2 separate regions of the Mus musculus genome follow, and region 1 is linked to region 2. A link is a loop called in an ENCODE intact Hi-C map of the cell type or tissue named here. Cell type or tissue: heart. All regions are shown on one strand.

Evidence for each region. A loop is a pair of places that touch in the nucleus more often than their neighbours do. Peaks named below come from ENCODE experiments on the same cell type or tissue, not always from the same donor. Only the 100,000 strongest peaks of a DNase experiment are listed, where the experiment ranks them.
Region 1: a loop joins it to region 2, with 2.7 times the contacts of the local background. A loop is called at or near these places in 12 of 42 quality-filtered maps.

Annotation. Positions count from the first base shown.
Region 1 is chr15:55,306,931-55,314,930 of GRCm38, forward strand. It overlaps Col14a1 (collagen, type XIV, alpha 1), which reads left to right and starts at 821. Exons shown (of 48, transcript NM_181277.4): 1 at 821-1,054. In heart, no CTCF peak of the experiment used is centred here; DNase peaks (open chromatin) are centred at 691, 1,111 and 3,831; H3K4me3 peaks cover 2,140 bases; H3K27ac peaks cover 504 bases; H3K27me3 peaks cover 3,324 bases.
Region 2 is chr15:55,433,099-55,441,098 of GRCm38, forward strand. Col14a1 (collagen, type XIV, alpha 1) reads left to right here. Exons shown (of 48, transcript NM_181277.4): 24 at 3,843-3,989. Among named protein-coding and RNA genes, the nearest start is that of Gm52209, 29 kb to the left of the region's middle. In heart, no CTCF peak of the experiment used is centred here; no DNase peak of the experiment used is centred here.

The sequences.
Region 1 (8,000 bases), 130 kb before region 2:
TGGTCGGCGTGTATGCAACTCCCGCTCTCCATTTGAGCCGATGACAACTTCTGGTGTGACACTGGACGCCTGGGCATTTGCTAACCTGACACAAAATGGGAAGATGACCTTTTAAAAAGCGCCCAGAGGACAAGAACTCAGATCCAGTCCCCAGCCACCAAGAGCTCTGAGCATCTCTAGCCATTCCAGAACAGGACTTCTCAAAGGGCGTGGCCCGCACAGACCAGAGTCCCCAGAGTTTTATAGACGATGGGTCCTTCGGATTCGCTCAAACCTACTGACTGTAATCTCTGAGCATGGGGAAAGGAGATCTGCTGGTCCAACAGCATAAAACTGTCCATATTTTGTTTCTACGACCAAGAAAACCCTCCAATTTAGCATTCTTCCAGTCGATTCCCGTTGAATAAATGTCTACCCTTGGCGACTGTGCTGGTCCCTAGGACTTGAAGAGCAAGGGAGAGGGGACCCACTGTGGGAAGGCAAAACTCATCTTTGGGGATGGAGCCTGGACGAGTGCTGGAGATTTCCCAGTGACTCGGGGGTTCTGATGGGGGGGGGGGGAGCACAGGGCACTGCTTTAGTTGTGGGGGTGGGGAGGACCCAGGGGCTCCTCAATTGCGTTCTATACCCGGCTGCCACGCGCACCTGGGTCGGCTGCCAGTCCTTGGGCTGAACTTGGGAGGAGTGGGGCGGGCTCCTCTGCAACTCGAGCGGGGCGGGGATGCTAGAGAGGAGGAGGGAAAGTGGGGGTCTGTCTCCCCACTTCCCGCCCCCCGCCACCACCTTTGGCTTTATAATTGGCTCGCGCAGCGGTTTCTTTCCTCTTATCTGATCCTGGGTGAGAGGCGAGGGGAAGGAAGCTCTGTAGGGCAGGAGGCGACGGGAGAGGGACAAGGAGAGGACAGAGTGAACGACAGGAAAGAGAAGTTAATTGAGAAAGGGTACTCTGAGGGAAGGCGAGCCAGGGCAGTGGTTCGCTAAGAACCAGTCGGCGGCTAATCTTCCCTAGGCGCCAAGAGGTCCCCAACCTGGGCTGGAACGTTGCCCTGCACAGGTCAGTTCGTCTTTCCCTACTGTTTTCCCGCTCGGCTTTGCATAATTCATAGGTGAAGAAAGAGCCCCAGTGAGAGCCACCTGCAGACGGATGCGATTGCCAGGACCAACCACTGCAAGTGTGCCCGCGGGGTGGCCGGAGACCTTAGGGGTGAGCTAGGAGACCGTGCACCCAGATAGATGCTTGTCTGGGGACCACAGGGCAGAGAGATTGCAACGCGCCTAGTGACCGACGGGTGTGTGGACAGCAAAGGAGCCCTCCGTTTCTCTCTGAGGATCCCTCCCTCCCATGGTGTCTGTGTGCGGTGGGCGCCGGGCTGGAATTGGCTGCATTTGGCAGCTCTGTAGTGGTGGCTCCAGCAAGTTCAATTGGTAAAGGCTTAGGGAGTCTTTTGGAAGCACCGTGTACGCACAGAGCACAACGCTGTTTAGATTCTATTTGGCAGTGGATCGGGAGACCAGTCCTTGGAGAACACGCATCCAAGCATTCACTGGACTGTTGCTGCACGTCGGGGCAGCTGTGGACCAGGCTCTGCACGGAAAGGGGGGTAGCCAGTGAGAGTTCATAGACAGTAGAATGATACCAAGCTCCCAGTGTTGCTGCTTTGAGGGGAACCACCAAGCTAAGCTGCTGCAGGAACCTTCTTCACTTTTTTTTCCTTTTATTTTTGCGAACTCCTCTTGCGTTCCGCTTGTGGGCATCCGGAGCATCTGCAGAAGTTGGGCTTTAGCATGCAGTATGCACAGTCTGGAGCAGGGCTAGGTTAGGTTAGGTTAGAGGAGCCCCGTGATTCTTTCGAGTAAGTAACCTTAGTTACCCGCCACGGTTTGGAGTCATTATGCAAACTTGGTGCTGAGTTCTTGGGTGCTCAGTGGGTAGCTAGTCTTGTGCTCAGGGTTGCTTAGGCAAGGTCTAGGAGAGCTGTTAACTTGCCCTGAAGAGCACCTCTGAAGATGCTCACGTGCAGTTCTCAGAGTGGTATGAATCCCTCTCCCACTTCCCTCCCCCGCTTCCAACTCCCCAACCCCGCCAACTGCTGGAACATGACTTCTAGATCTGACTGGAGTTCCAAGAAAGAAAGATCTATTTATTTAGGCAGGGTGGTATGTAGCTCAGGCTGGTCTAAAAGTTTTCTTCAGAACAGAGGGAGGAGACCTTGGGCTCACATTCCTCCCGTCTCCACCTCCCAAGTGCAGGATTGCAGGTGTGTGCGCGCGCCACTGCCTGGCTTTGACTCTGCTGGAAGCCTTGCAGAGTTGTTTGCTGGTAGCAAGTGTTAAAGTGGAGCACTAGCAGTAGGAAGAGAAATAGGAGGAAGACCTCTGTGACACCACGGTTAGGAGAAAATGAGATTTCTCAATCTTCAGTTACTGGAGGTCCTGGCCTCAGCTTCTACCAAAGGACCAAAGGCACTTCTTTATAGGATGGAGTAGCAAGCAGGCTCAGGGTGGCTGCACTAAAGAGATTGGGTGTTCTGTTGCTGAAGAGGGACTCCACCTCTATAGGTAGCCTCACTATTACATTAGAAATGGGTGGGTGGGTGAATGGAGGGTCGGACAGATGGAATTTAGATCTGATGTTAAGAGAATAACACGGAGGGGGTTTTGTTGCACCTGGACCCAATGCCAGATTTTCTAATACAGTTCTTTGATGGTTTGATTTGGTTGGTTTGTTTGTTTTGTTATTTATTTTGTTGTGACAGGTTGTGCCATGACTGGCCTGGAACTCATCAGGTAGCCCCCGCTGGCTAGGAACTCTAGGACCCTCTTGCCTTCGTTCCCTCAGTGCTGGCATTACAGGCATAGGCCACCATGCCTGGTTCCTTGTTTGTGTTGTAAACAGTCTACTTGATAATCATTTCACACAGGACACAATTCACACATTTAAAGTGCATAACTCAAGAGCTTTTAGTATATTTAAAATGTGCAGTACACATCCCAAATTAAGAATTATTTTAGGTTTCTGGAGATGGCTTAGTGGTTAAGAACACCTACCGCTCTTCTAGAGAGGGTTAGGGTTAGGTTAGTTTGGCTCCAAGCAAGGATATTTGGCAGCTCATAAACACCTGTAATTCCAGCTCCAGGGAATTGGACAGCCTCTTCTTGTCTCCATGGACATCCACGCCAAATACACATGCTTTTTGTTTTTTTGGTTTTGTTTTTTTTTTTTTTTCGAGGCAGTGTTTCTCTGTGTAGCCCTGGCTGTCCTGGAACTCACTCTGTAGACCAGGCTGGCCTTGAACTCAGAAATCCACCTGCCTCTGCCTCCCAAGTGCTGGGATTAAAGGTGTGTGCCACCACCGCCAGGCCACATGTTTTTTGTTTTTGTTTTTTAAATTTCTAAAAAGATATAGAACATTTTTAGTATTTCCAACAGAAAACCTACAGCTCTGGATAGTAATTTCCCAACTTGTCATCCGGTCTTGGTGGATTTCATATACATGGAATTATACTGTATAAGCCCTTTGTGATTAATTTTATTCATCTACTAGGATACCCTTAGGCTTTACCCATTTTACATAGGGCATCTTTTTAGTCTTTTAATAAATACTGGGTATCCTCTCCTTCTGCTTCAGGGTCCCTGAACCAGGATGATCCTGAACCTCCACGATAGCCCTGACCTCCAACAGGTCCATTGGAAGGGACAGGAGCCACCCTAGTGAGGCCTCTTAATTATTAATTCTCTGGGCAGGATTCCTTGGAACCTGTCAGTGTTCCTGGAGTCGTTTTGGATGGCTCCCAGGGTTCAGGATGGATGGGAGGAGCTTTTTGGCCCTAGTCCTGGACCTCTCAGAGTCCAGCTGAAGATTTCAGAGAAGTCTCTAGCCTTCTATGCTTTTCAGAACCATCCAGGGCTGACCTCCAGGATAGACTGAGCAAAGGAGAGAGACTGAAGAGTGAGTCTAGGGAGCCCCTCACCTACTAGGAAGAGCCCACAGGGCACATTCCCGTTAGATCTCACTCCTCACGGTCACCAACGAGAACACAAGGATCTTTCCCCTGTTTTTTTTTTTTTTTTTTCTTTTGGCCTGGTTGTTGCCAACATCCTCCGTAGAGATGTGACTTCAGCTTTGCAGTCAACCTTCATCCAATTCAGCCAAGTGACTGCTGTTTTCTTGGCCCCCAAAGTATAATTGACAATCTCGCTAAGTCTTTTTGAATCCCTGCATGTGGAGGCTGTGCTGTGGGAGCAGCACTGAGCTAACACTTTATCTGGGATTATGGCACTGGTGCAGGAGACCCTAGGTGATTGCTGGGAGGGACTGGCCATGGGGAGGATGGGAAGCAAGTTTAAAGGGAAGCAACCAACAGTGACTTTTGTCTCAGAAATATGTCCCTGAGTGTGATGGATGTCAAGATGTCAAGGAAGTAATCAATTCTTGCTTACTCCTTGTAAAAAAATAAAGAGGGGCAAAGGTCCAGTGACTCCTCTAGACATTAAGCCTTGAGTGTAGACTGCTTCCTGTTCTCATGGGGATAATGACCCCCCCCCTCTGTGTGTGTGTGTGTGTGTGTGTGTGCATGTGTTAGAAGATGTATTACTCAGCTTTCTGTCACTAAAACAAAATACTTGAAATAATTAGAATGAGAGAGGATGTGCTTGGCTCGCAGTTGAGGAGGTCTTGTTCAGAATGATGAGTTTGGCTCTGAGGCTCTGGGCCTGTGGCAGGGCAGTACATCATCAACTGGATGCCTGTAGTGGAGCAAAATCATTTACATTGTGTACAAGGGAGAGAAATGAGAAGAAGGGAAAAGGGGGTCCCTGGGAAAGCCTTTCTGTAGACCCCCCCCCCTTAGATTTTCTACCATGTCCCAGAGGGACAGGCATTTAAATATACTGGTCCTTTAGGTGACATTTATAACCCAAACTGTAGCAGAAGTATTGGCACATTCTGAGTATTTACTCCTTTCTCTCTAAAACAAAACAAAACAAAAACAAAAACCAACACCCCCCCCCATCTCCCCATTACTTTGGGACATAAATACAATTTCCCTTCTAAGTATAAAATCACTGAACTCCAGAGAAACAGAATACCTCCCCTGGGGTTACAAGTGAGGTCTAGCAAGTGACAGAGAGACTCTTAGGAAAAGGCCAGTGGGTCTCAACCCATATCCTTTTGGACACTTTATCCACCAGTTTCTCTGCTGGGGTGGGGCGGCAGGGTATGTGTGCACAACTGGAGGGGATGGTGCGAGCTGAGGCCAGGTGCTCTGTTAGCTGAAGCAGAGACAGAGGCAGGGGGATCTAGGGACTTCTGAGGACCAAGCTGACTTCAGAATCTGGTCGAAAAAAAGTGGTCTCTCTCTTTTTTTTCTCTCCTGCTTCTTTCTCTTCTTCTTTGTTTTCCTCCTAAAAACTTCTATAGTCTTTTTTCCTTTTTCTTTTTCCTTTTCCTTTTGGCTCTATCATTGTGACTAGAGAGGAACATCTGTGGGGCGTCATGAGAGCCAAGAGTGCAGTTGAAATGCAGAGCTTAGAGACCCAAATTCCCCCAAGGTTGAACAACTTAAATCTGTAGTATCCCTCCTATCTTTCCTGTATGTGTTGTGTGTGCATGAGTGTGTGGGTGGACATATGCCATGTACCCACGTGGAGGTCAGAGGTCAAGTTTTTGGAGTTAGTTCTCTCCTTTCACTGTGGGTTTAAGCTCAGGTCATCACGCTTGCACAACACACACTTTTACCCATTGCACAGTCTTGCATCCCTCTCCTGCTTCCTTTTAAGCCAGGACCTCACTGCATAACTAGCTACTGCTGCCTATGTTGCTATTTCTAGTCTTGAACTCACAGCCACCCTTATGTCTCGGGCTCCCGTGTGCTGGGATTACAGACATGAGCCTCCATGCCTGGTTCTAAATCAATTGTCATGTTTCATTTTTCTGTTAGTGGCTGCTGAAACTACCCTGGCAGATGTCCCTACAGGGAGTGGTACCAGACTCTTCCTTTCTAGAATTTACTTGAGCTGCTTGTGAACATTGTGGTAGAGGGAGGCGAGCCTTTGCCACAGGCCTGTGTGGGCCGTCAGGAGCCCTTTATTAAAAATGCTCTCCTGGATGTCCTTTTGTCTTGGCTTCTGTGGAGAAGGGCACAAACTGAATTGAGAATTTAAAACAATGAATTTGATTGTCTTCCTCTCCAGCCCAGCATCTTGCCATGTACTGTCTGTCACTATGCTAAATACTCAAAATACAGTATTGCACTTCTGAAAGTAGAAATGCAACTGATAACTACAGTTGGATGATAAACCCATAGAGTGGGAAATAAAGGTTAGCATCTTAGGCACCAGGGGAAGGCCATCTGCCTCTCACTGGGAGGACCAGAGAAGCCTTTCTGAATGGAGATGCCTAAGGTGAGAAGGGACATTAGCCCTCTACTGAGGACAGACACTTGATTAAGATAAGCTCTTATTTCCCTGGTGGAGGAGTTCTGTCAGTCCTTAGAAGCAGGAGCAGAGGTGAGACGAAAGCCAAATGATGGAACATTCTTGTGTCAAGTAGCTGTCACTACTTTGCTGTGCTTCTGGGATGGCTCTGGCTTCTATCTCAAAACTTACATATCTAGTTTAAGAGTGTTGAAGCAGCTGTGTGTGTGTGTGTGTGTGTGTGTACATTTGTTAAATGAGTATATGCTCAGAAGTGACTAACCATGGAGACCAGAGGTCACCCTTGGGTATCCCTCCCCAGGAGCCATTTACTTCTACTTTTGTTTGAGATAAGGTCTCTGACTGGCTTGGAGCTCACCCATTACACTAGTTTGGCTGGCCTGTGGGCTCCAGGAATCCTCCAGTCTGTGCCTATCCAGCATGGAGAATAAAAACGCATGCTACCACGTGTGGCTTATGTGGGTTCTAGGGGCTGCTGCACAGAGAATCTTACGTTTGTGTGGCAAGCACTTAACCTGCTTAGCTATTTCCTCAACTCATTCCATAGCTGCATGTCTGGGGCCAGTTTCTAGTAGCTCTTGTATAAAGGAATAGCTCTCACAGGGCCATTGCTAACTTCCTAGGAAGAACTAGTGAAGAGTGGCACCTCTGGAGAGCCCCATGCTATTGGAAGAAAGGAGTGTACTCTCCTTAGGACCATCCACCCCCAAGGCTCACATCTGACCGGTGACTGCTGATTTCAAGTGCCGTCTACCTGAAGCCAATTGGAAGTCATCCAACACAACCAATTTGAACTGGACACTGATCACTTATTGAAAATTAATCAGTATTTATTGCTGAGTATACCTATGAATTTGTTAAGTTATGAGCTAAAATGCCATCTGAGGTCTTCCAGTATCACCATCTAGAAAGGTAAAAGAATTTCTAAGGCCACCAAGCTAGCTGGGCGTTGCTACTCCTTGGGAGGCTGGATGCCGGTGCCACCCATAAAGGCGTTTTTAGACCCAGATGAGATCTGTTGCTCTTGGTAAAGCCTCCCTCATGAAGGAGGAAGGGCAGTGCTTTGGCATTCTGTGATCAGCATTGCGATGGTTAGCTTTAGCTGGCAACTCAGCCTAGACTCAGAGGGATTTACTGAGGGATTCCTAGACCAGATAGGCCTGTGGGAGTGTGAGGACTTGTCTTTTCTTATGTGTATGTGTGTATAACATGTCTGCTCATGTGTGTGTCCATGCTTGTATGCGTGTGTGCATGCATGTGCGTATATGTGTGTGCAAGTACATGTATGTATGTGTATGTATGTGTGTGTGCGTGTGTAGGTCTAAGGTTGACTTTAGACATTTTCCTTGATCCTTCTCTACCTTGCATATTGAAGTAGGGTCTCTCACTTGAACATAGATCCTGTTGCTTTGCCTGCTCAACCTACTCTGCTCACTCTGGCCATCTACTGTCCCTCCTTCTCCCCTAGACAGGATTAAAGGCCACTGTCTGACTCTCTAGGCCCTCTTGTGAATGCTGGAAGTCTGGTCCTTACCCTTGCCAAACAATTTCCCAGCAAGCCATC
Region 2 (8,000 bases):
AACTCAGGTCAATAGGCATGTAGAGCAAGCATCTTTACCAGCTGAGCCATCTTGCTGGTCCAGTACCAATGCTTTGCACTTGATCATTACATATGACACATGAGAAACAACTCAGGTAGACAGTATGCTGCTGGGAACAAGTATGTTTGTCTTTCTTTGTTGTGATGCTGAAGATGAATCCCAGTCGTCACATCCTCTTAGCCCAGTGCTAACATATTAATAAATATTACTTATAAAGTTCACTTATAAAATTCCTTAATATTCATAATATACAGAAATTAATTTCAAATGTCATTTACCAAATGACTTTAATTTAGAGGTCAACATTGTTCCATAGCCAAAATTCAAAATAATGTTTATCATGATACATAAATATTGATATAGATTGAAATATAAAGTCAAAGTTTGTCTGGACGTCATGCTTTCTAAAAGGCAAAAGTGCTGTGTTATCTTCACTTAATAATCAATTCATCTGTTTTATATTTTGCACATGCTGGTTTAAAAGTAAAATTCTGAAGTGATTATTATTATTTTTTTGTGGAGAAGCAGGTTGTTCCTATTAACTGCTAAACAAAATATATAATGTATTGAATCCATGTAGCCTTTGAGAGCAGTTTCCAAATTCCTAGCAATAAGCAGTTATAAGGCATTGATTAATCATATGCAATTTGAGTTGGTGAAATGGCTCAGCAGTTTAGAGCCCCTGCTGCTCTTGCGGAGGACTTGTGGAGTAGTTTAGTTACCTGCACTTGTGTTGGGTGGCTCCCAACCTCATGTAAATTCAGCTCTTAGGGATCCAACACCTTCTGGTCTCTTCAAGCATGCCTACACACATGGCATGCTCTCACACAGACACACACAGATATATACATAAAAATTTTAAAAATCTTTAGGAAAAGCAAAGACAACATTTAGGGAACAGAATCTAACTTAATTCCAAGAGAAGTTTTTTTTTTTTTTTTTTTAAATGGGACATTTTATTTATTTACATTTCAACATTTCAAATGTTATCCCCTTTTCCTGTTTCCTCTCCACAAATCCCCTATCCTATCCTCCTCCCCCTGCCCCCACCCACTCACCCACTCCCACCTCACCACCCTGGCATTCCCCTACACTGGGGCACTGAGCCTTCACAGGACCAAGGGCCTCCAAGAGAAGTTTTTAAAGTTACATTTTATTTGTGTATTTGGTGGCTGGGGATGGGGAAGCACACACATGCCACAGCAAGTGTGGAGGACTGTTTGTGGGAGCTGGTTCTGTTCTTCATCTATGATGTGGGTTCCTAGGGTCAAGCTCAAGTCCTGGGATTGGCAGGAAACACCCTTAGCCATTGAGCCATGTTGCTGGCCCCGGAGGGAAATTTTAATATTTGTTCTTTTTGTAGTAATGACAATTTCTCCATCTACCTAGATATCTAGAAATGTGAAGAAATAAATATTATGCCTGATTCTGAAACTCTTCAGTAGTTAAAAACCCCCGAAAGTCCCAGCCCTGACTTGTAAGGACCCCTTACCTGGGCTCTAGCTAGTGAGCACTCCAGAGTGCTCAGAATGTTTGATTGTGAAGAATTAAGTCTTTACACTATAACGTAGTAGTGGACAGTAAGTGACACGCTCTGAGACCTGAGCTTAGAGTTTGGATTCAAATTTCAGTTTGTGGCTGAGCTTGGCACTGTAGTAACTTGTTAATGTTTCTGGCCTCCAGTTTCTTGTCTTTAAAGTGAGGATAATTATAAGTGATATAAGAATAGAAAGGATTAGTAGACATAAAAATCTGTATGATAGTTCTTGGCACACGACAAGCATTCATTAGCTTCTTTGGCTGTTGCCGTTTGCGGTGGTGGTTATCATTCAACAACAGCCAACACGGGACCTAGAATAAGTAGGCTGTCCATAATGGTGAATGTGATTAACCCATTGCTCTGGCTCCAGACCCCAGGGCCAGCACCAACTCTTCTAAAGTGATAGGAATTTTACTGTGGGCGAGGGAAAAGAGAAGAGGGTCAATGGTTACTCCTCCAACGTTCTTTGTGCCTCTGACGTGGGGAAGACAGAAGGTGCGGTGATGTGTGACCTGACTCCTTGACTGACCTGAAAGGACCTGGTTCTCCTGTCTCTGTGGCCTTAAACCATTTCAGCACCATGTCCTGTTCAAAGAACACAGAGGGGTTTGCATAGTGCAACCAGGAAGTTTAGAAGAGGCATGCTAAGTTTTCTCAGTCGCCTTTAAGATAAAACCATCACAGGTGTCAGATCAAAATCAAGGCTGGCGATGGGGGTGCTGCTCGGGGATGGAATGCTCCCCTATTCTGCAAAAGACCCAAGGTTCAGTCCCTAGCACCTCACAAAACTGGGCATGGTTCACATGTCTCTTATTTCATCTCTTATTCAGAAGATGGAGGCAGAAGGATCAGAAATTAAAAAAAAAACAACAAAATTTAGCTGCACAATGAGTTCAAGGATAAACTAAGCTTGAGTATGTGTAGGGGGAAATAAGAGAGAGGAGGAAGAGGTCTTCAGAGGGAACAAGAAGCAAAAAGAGAGGGGAAGGAAATTTGTGTGACATGAAAGCTGAAGCAGTTTATTTGAGGAGATGACAGGGGCCACAAAGAGGAGGATAAGGCAGGACAGTAAGGGGGTGGGGATGACTTAGAACAAAGAGTAATGACACATAGCATGAAAATGCTGTCATGAAACCCATTGTTTTGCATGCCAACCTAAAAATATTCATTAAAATCATGTGTGACAGAGAAGAAACGGGGCACTCTGGGAACTCCTCTGTTGCCCTGGTAATGCCTCAAGCTTTTGTGCATGTTACTATGAGAACAAATTCTAACTGAAGTGTCTTAGATCACTGTTTAGAAGGGAACCCTGTTGGATGATCTTAAATTGTATGCAGTTAAAGACCGGTCTTTTTATGTAAGTCTGTGATCATGTGACTATGTTCTGGTGAATCAAGCTTAATAAATGGGAGTTGAGTGCAACAGATCAGTTAAGACTCGTACACATAACTATGTGCAGTCATAGTTCTTCATTCAATAAAGACATGACTTGGGAATCAAACAATAATAAGCCTTATTTTTGTCCATATTAAATGTAACTTTTTCCACATCTGACTGATTTTATTTTCATCAGCGTCAAAGCACTGTGTAGTACATACTCAGTCTACATAGTTTGACAATGCTCAGGTACCAGACCTTTGAATGGGTTTCTAGGTCTTTGGTGGCATTCAGAGGCTATTGGCTTTCCTTGTCACTCATCGAAACACTGGAGCTCTTCACAGTGCTATGGTCCGGCTCTGTCTCAGTACTAGTTTTCATCTCTTCCATCAGGAGGTGGTAGTGACCGAATAGTACTTTTCCCTTGGCTTTTAAAGTCTTTTTTGTAGGTGGTGTAGTCTTCTCAGAAGTCTTTCTCTTTGGGATCCATGGCAGGGTTTTCTTGTCTTTATTGGCAGTCTTTTGCACCTTCCCACTACTTTTGGAACTGAACTGACGACTCTTCTTGCCAGCAGTTCTGGTTTGGGGTAGATGGAGAGTCTTAGCTTTCTTGGACTTGGCACTTGAAGGTTGATGACTCAACATCTGTTGTAGGATCCGGTGATTTCCTGGTTGCTTTCACCATACTGAAGTCTGGAGTGGTCTACAAATGTAATTTTTAACAGAAGAAATTCAGTGAATATATAAAAAGGTTTACCTGGAGATACAATGCTGCAAATAAATGCAAATGGTGGGGTTGTGTGACATAGGCTTTTCCTAGAATGCATTTTAGAAGTTAATGATTGACGCAATGGCTGCTTCATGTTTTTCATCTCACATATGTTTTGTTTTGCTTTTAATGTAGACACACAAGCACAGGAATCCACGGTGGGAGGAGGCGTAAACAGGCATTGCTTCTATGGACTTCAGCCTGATTCAGAGTATAAAATCAGTGTTTACACAAAGCTCCAGGAGCTAGAGGGACCCAGTGTGAGCATCATGCAGAAAACACGTAAGTCAAATGCCTTCTTGTGATCCCCCTCAAAATAAGCAAATCGCATATCTATATGGATCTACAGCTTCACCCTGTTTAGAAAAATAATAGTTCTTGCTGCCTGGGAATATGAGCCTTGTACAATTTCCCCCCTTTATCCACCCCGAAATTCTTCACAATGCCCCGCTACTGCCGTTAGAGTATTTTCTTTTCCATTCCCCATATGTTGCCCCAGGGCCATCTGATGGCAAAAGGCTTGAAACAATGATTTACATTATGATCCAAACTCAGAGAAGCATTCATGGTATGTGGTGTGTGAAGCTGAGCTTGAGGACAATGCCATCTTATCACAGCAGTGAGGGTGGGCTCAGAGCCAACGGTGTGTTCCAACTGACTGACCCTGGAGTTATTGCCTCCTTAAGAGGTCCTTGTGTTGTTTTTCAAGCTGGCCCCAGATCTGATGCACGGAATGGAAAGGCCAAGTATAAAATTAAAACAAGACACTTTTTACATGTTCCAAGGAGATGAGGGTGCCAGCTTCTTAGAGTATCTTTTTTCCGCATTAATTAACACCCCAATTGCAGCCGCCCCTCTCCTCCCAGTCTCCTCCTTACATGGCCCCTGTCCCCTATCCCTCCCTTTCACCTATGAAAAGGGGGAGGTCCCCTCTGGGTACCAATCTACCCTGGTCCCTCAAGTCACTGCAGCACTAGGCACACCGTCTTTCACTGACGTCAGAGAAAGCAGTCCAGTTAGGGGAACAGGATTCATAGGCAGGCAACAGTCAGGGTAAGCATCCACCCCAGTTGTTGGGAGACCTGCTTGAAGACAAAGCTGCACACCTGCTACATATGTGTGTGTGTTGGGGCTAGGTCTAGTTTTCGTATAGTCTTTGGTTGGTGACGTTTCTGGGAAACCCAAAGAGTACAGGTTAGTTGACTCTGCTGGTCTTCTTGTGGAGCCCCTATCCCCTCTAGGACTTACAGTAGCTCTTAATAAAAAGTTCCTGACCTGGAGGCCTCAGCCATTGAAATGGCTAAAATAGATTTAACAGTAGTGAACTGAGGGTGGTTCTATTTGTATGCCTAACTCAGGATCTCTAATTTGTATTCAGATTTTAGAATATGAACAGGTGATGGGATTTCCTTCAGTTTTTGCATGGCATGTAGAAAGAACCACCACCTTGTATAGATATAGTAGCCTCTAGGACCATGGAGAAAGAAATCACAATCAGCTTACTCCCTTAAAAAACACTGGATGAGCTCATGTGTTATATAACTCATCCTTGATGGTAACACTCAAGGGGCAGAGGCAATGGGATCTGTTTGACTTCCAGTCTGGCCACTGCTACATAGTGAGGGGCTTCCCTAATAATTGATTAAAATATAACATGTTGAATCAACTAAAATTTTAAATAGAGAAACTTTATTTCACAATAAATATATCTAACGTTTTAAACATGTGTTCTTGACATATAATTTATATCATTAAATCTAAGAGCCATTTTTAGTGGGCAACTCAGTTATTTTGAGTACACTGGAGGAGTCATAGGAACACCACTATCATACCATCTTAAAGCATCCCCATCATCCCAAAGAAATTTTATCCTTATGTTATCACCTTTCCATTCTTATGTAACCTCAGGTAATGCTCTTTATTTTGTAAAATCCTTTCCTAGACCTTTTATATGGATAAAATATATATAGCAGACCACCCTCTGTATCTACCATGTTTTAATGAGTATGTCATTGACATTTACCAAAGCCATGAAATGTATCAGGTGCTCCTTTCCTTTCTGGTTGACTGGAGTTATGTCTTATGGGTACTCATCATGTAATGTTTGAAGGTAACAGGTCTTTGGTGGTATCCAAGTCTTGGACTCAAGCATGTTTTATTGGATCTCTGTGAGGCCACTTTCAGCCATCATAGTCTTGAGAAGTTCAACACCTCCGAGATTCTTTTTGCTCATCCATAAAATTAACTGTCTATTTTCTAACTGCCAATGGTGGCAGTGAATTTTCAACACCTTTGAGCATCTGTGGAGTGCTTCCTCTTGTGTTTTATCGAATACCTACTTTTTTGTCTTCTCCATTGCCTTCTTGGGAGTCACAACTATTTGCCTCAGACCTACAGCTCACTATCATGCATTTTTCTCTGGACCTTTACTTAAAAAAATTTTTTTATAAAGTACATTTTAAAATCTTGGACGCCTTTCAAAGACAGCCTATGTGCCCTCCTGATGCCAATCTGCCAGAAGCTTTTAATTTCTGGGTTCTCAGGTTTATAGGCTAAGTTCCCTGTTCATGCTCAGTGCTTGTCTGACTGTCAGAAACAACTAACTTTGTGACCCTGGTTTACTTTAGTCCTCTAACCTTAATCTTACCCTTGTTAGGTACCAACTCAGGGTTAATCCCAATTGGATCTCTTAGTTTGATGTAAATATTTCCCTGATACGGAAGATATCTGTCTTCTAATAGCTTCTTCCATCCACTGGCTCAAGTTCAACTTTCTGAAGCAGCACAGATCAGGCCTGTTTATCTGTTATGCGACAGCTTGTCATATGGTTGATGATAAGGACCATCTGTGTGCCAAGTAAGGAGTATAAGCATGTGGCACCACAGTGTGTGCTCCTCATACCCAAGAGATTCTTTGGCCGGATGCTTTGTTCAAACAAACCTCCCCTTGATTTGATTCTGAGTTTATTGATGAAACTGAGGATATGTCTGCATCTTATATATTAAAAAAAAATGCTTAATAACAAAGATGACCCAAGTCACTTAAAGTGCGTAAGCCAGGCTTTGGAAGCAGTTTGTAGTGATCTAAAGAAAGTTTTGCAGTCACAGTTTTAGTATTAGAAACTGTCTTTTTATAAGCAGACCTGGGAGGGTAGCTCTCTCCTTAGTTTCAGTGGGCAGAGTATTCTCTGCAGGCAAGCTCTCTTCTTGCAGGGAAAAAAACAAAAACAACAACAACAACAAAAAAAGAAACTGTCTTTTTGTCTTCTCTCTCTCCCTTTTAATTTTAGAATTCTCAAAACAACAACAACATTTAAGAACAATAGGCATTCATATATCCATAACTGAACGGGAGCGTCACATAAAGTGTGTTTTCCCTCCTTCTTTTTTCTAGGAAGACATATTTCTATCACTGTGGTTTCTTCCAAAAACGCCTTTTACTTTACCCACAAGTGGGATTTTGCCATGGTGTCCTGTGTCTTGCTTTGTGTCACACAGTAATTAGTTCATGGACATTTTTCCTTTATCAGTAATATACAGTTACCTCATTCTTTCATGCTGACTCACTCATGTCATGGAGCTAATTTAATTTTATTGTGTCCCAGATTGGAAAAGAATACAAAATTCATCTCTTCTTATGAAAGAATTCCCTTTAAACATCTGTCAGAGCTTGAACTTACCCATCTGTCCGTTACTTGAAGTTGGACTTCCCCTTTGTGAATGGGCGTTTCCCAAATATTAAACGGGGATGATGAGAATTTTCTGTTTCTTTTTTTTTTCTAAATCTTCAGTGTTGGGTATCAATAAAAATGAAAAATAAAATACTATTTTATCTTTACCTACAACTGTAGGTAGCAATGGTGCTACAACTCCTTGGTGCTTTGCTGTGAGTTGGCACAAGAATCAGTTTTCTCTCTTACTGTTCCCAGGTCATCTGCATGCTGAAAAGATCTGACCACACTCCAGTCCCTAAGTATTTATTCTTGGTCCCCAGAAGCGAGAGGCTTTTTTCAAGTTTCACACTGAGCAGAATAGAGAGTGAATCATATTTCATTTGTAAGTGGCATCTTTGGAGACACAGGCTGGAAAGGATTAGAAGTGTCAGGGACAAAGACTGATGGTCAGTACTTAGGCAGAATGGAAATGAGGTTCACTGTCTATGTGAAAGCAGCCAGAACCTACATCTCACCAGAGGACCAGGATTTCTGCCTTAAATCAACATCAGAACCACTTTGTAGTTGGCAGTTTGATTACACCGACTCCTGCTGGGCAGCCTGAATGGGGGCAGGATACA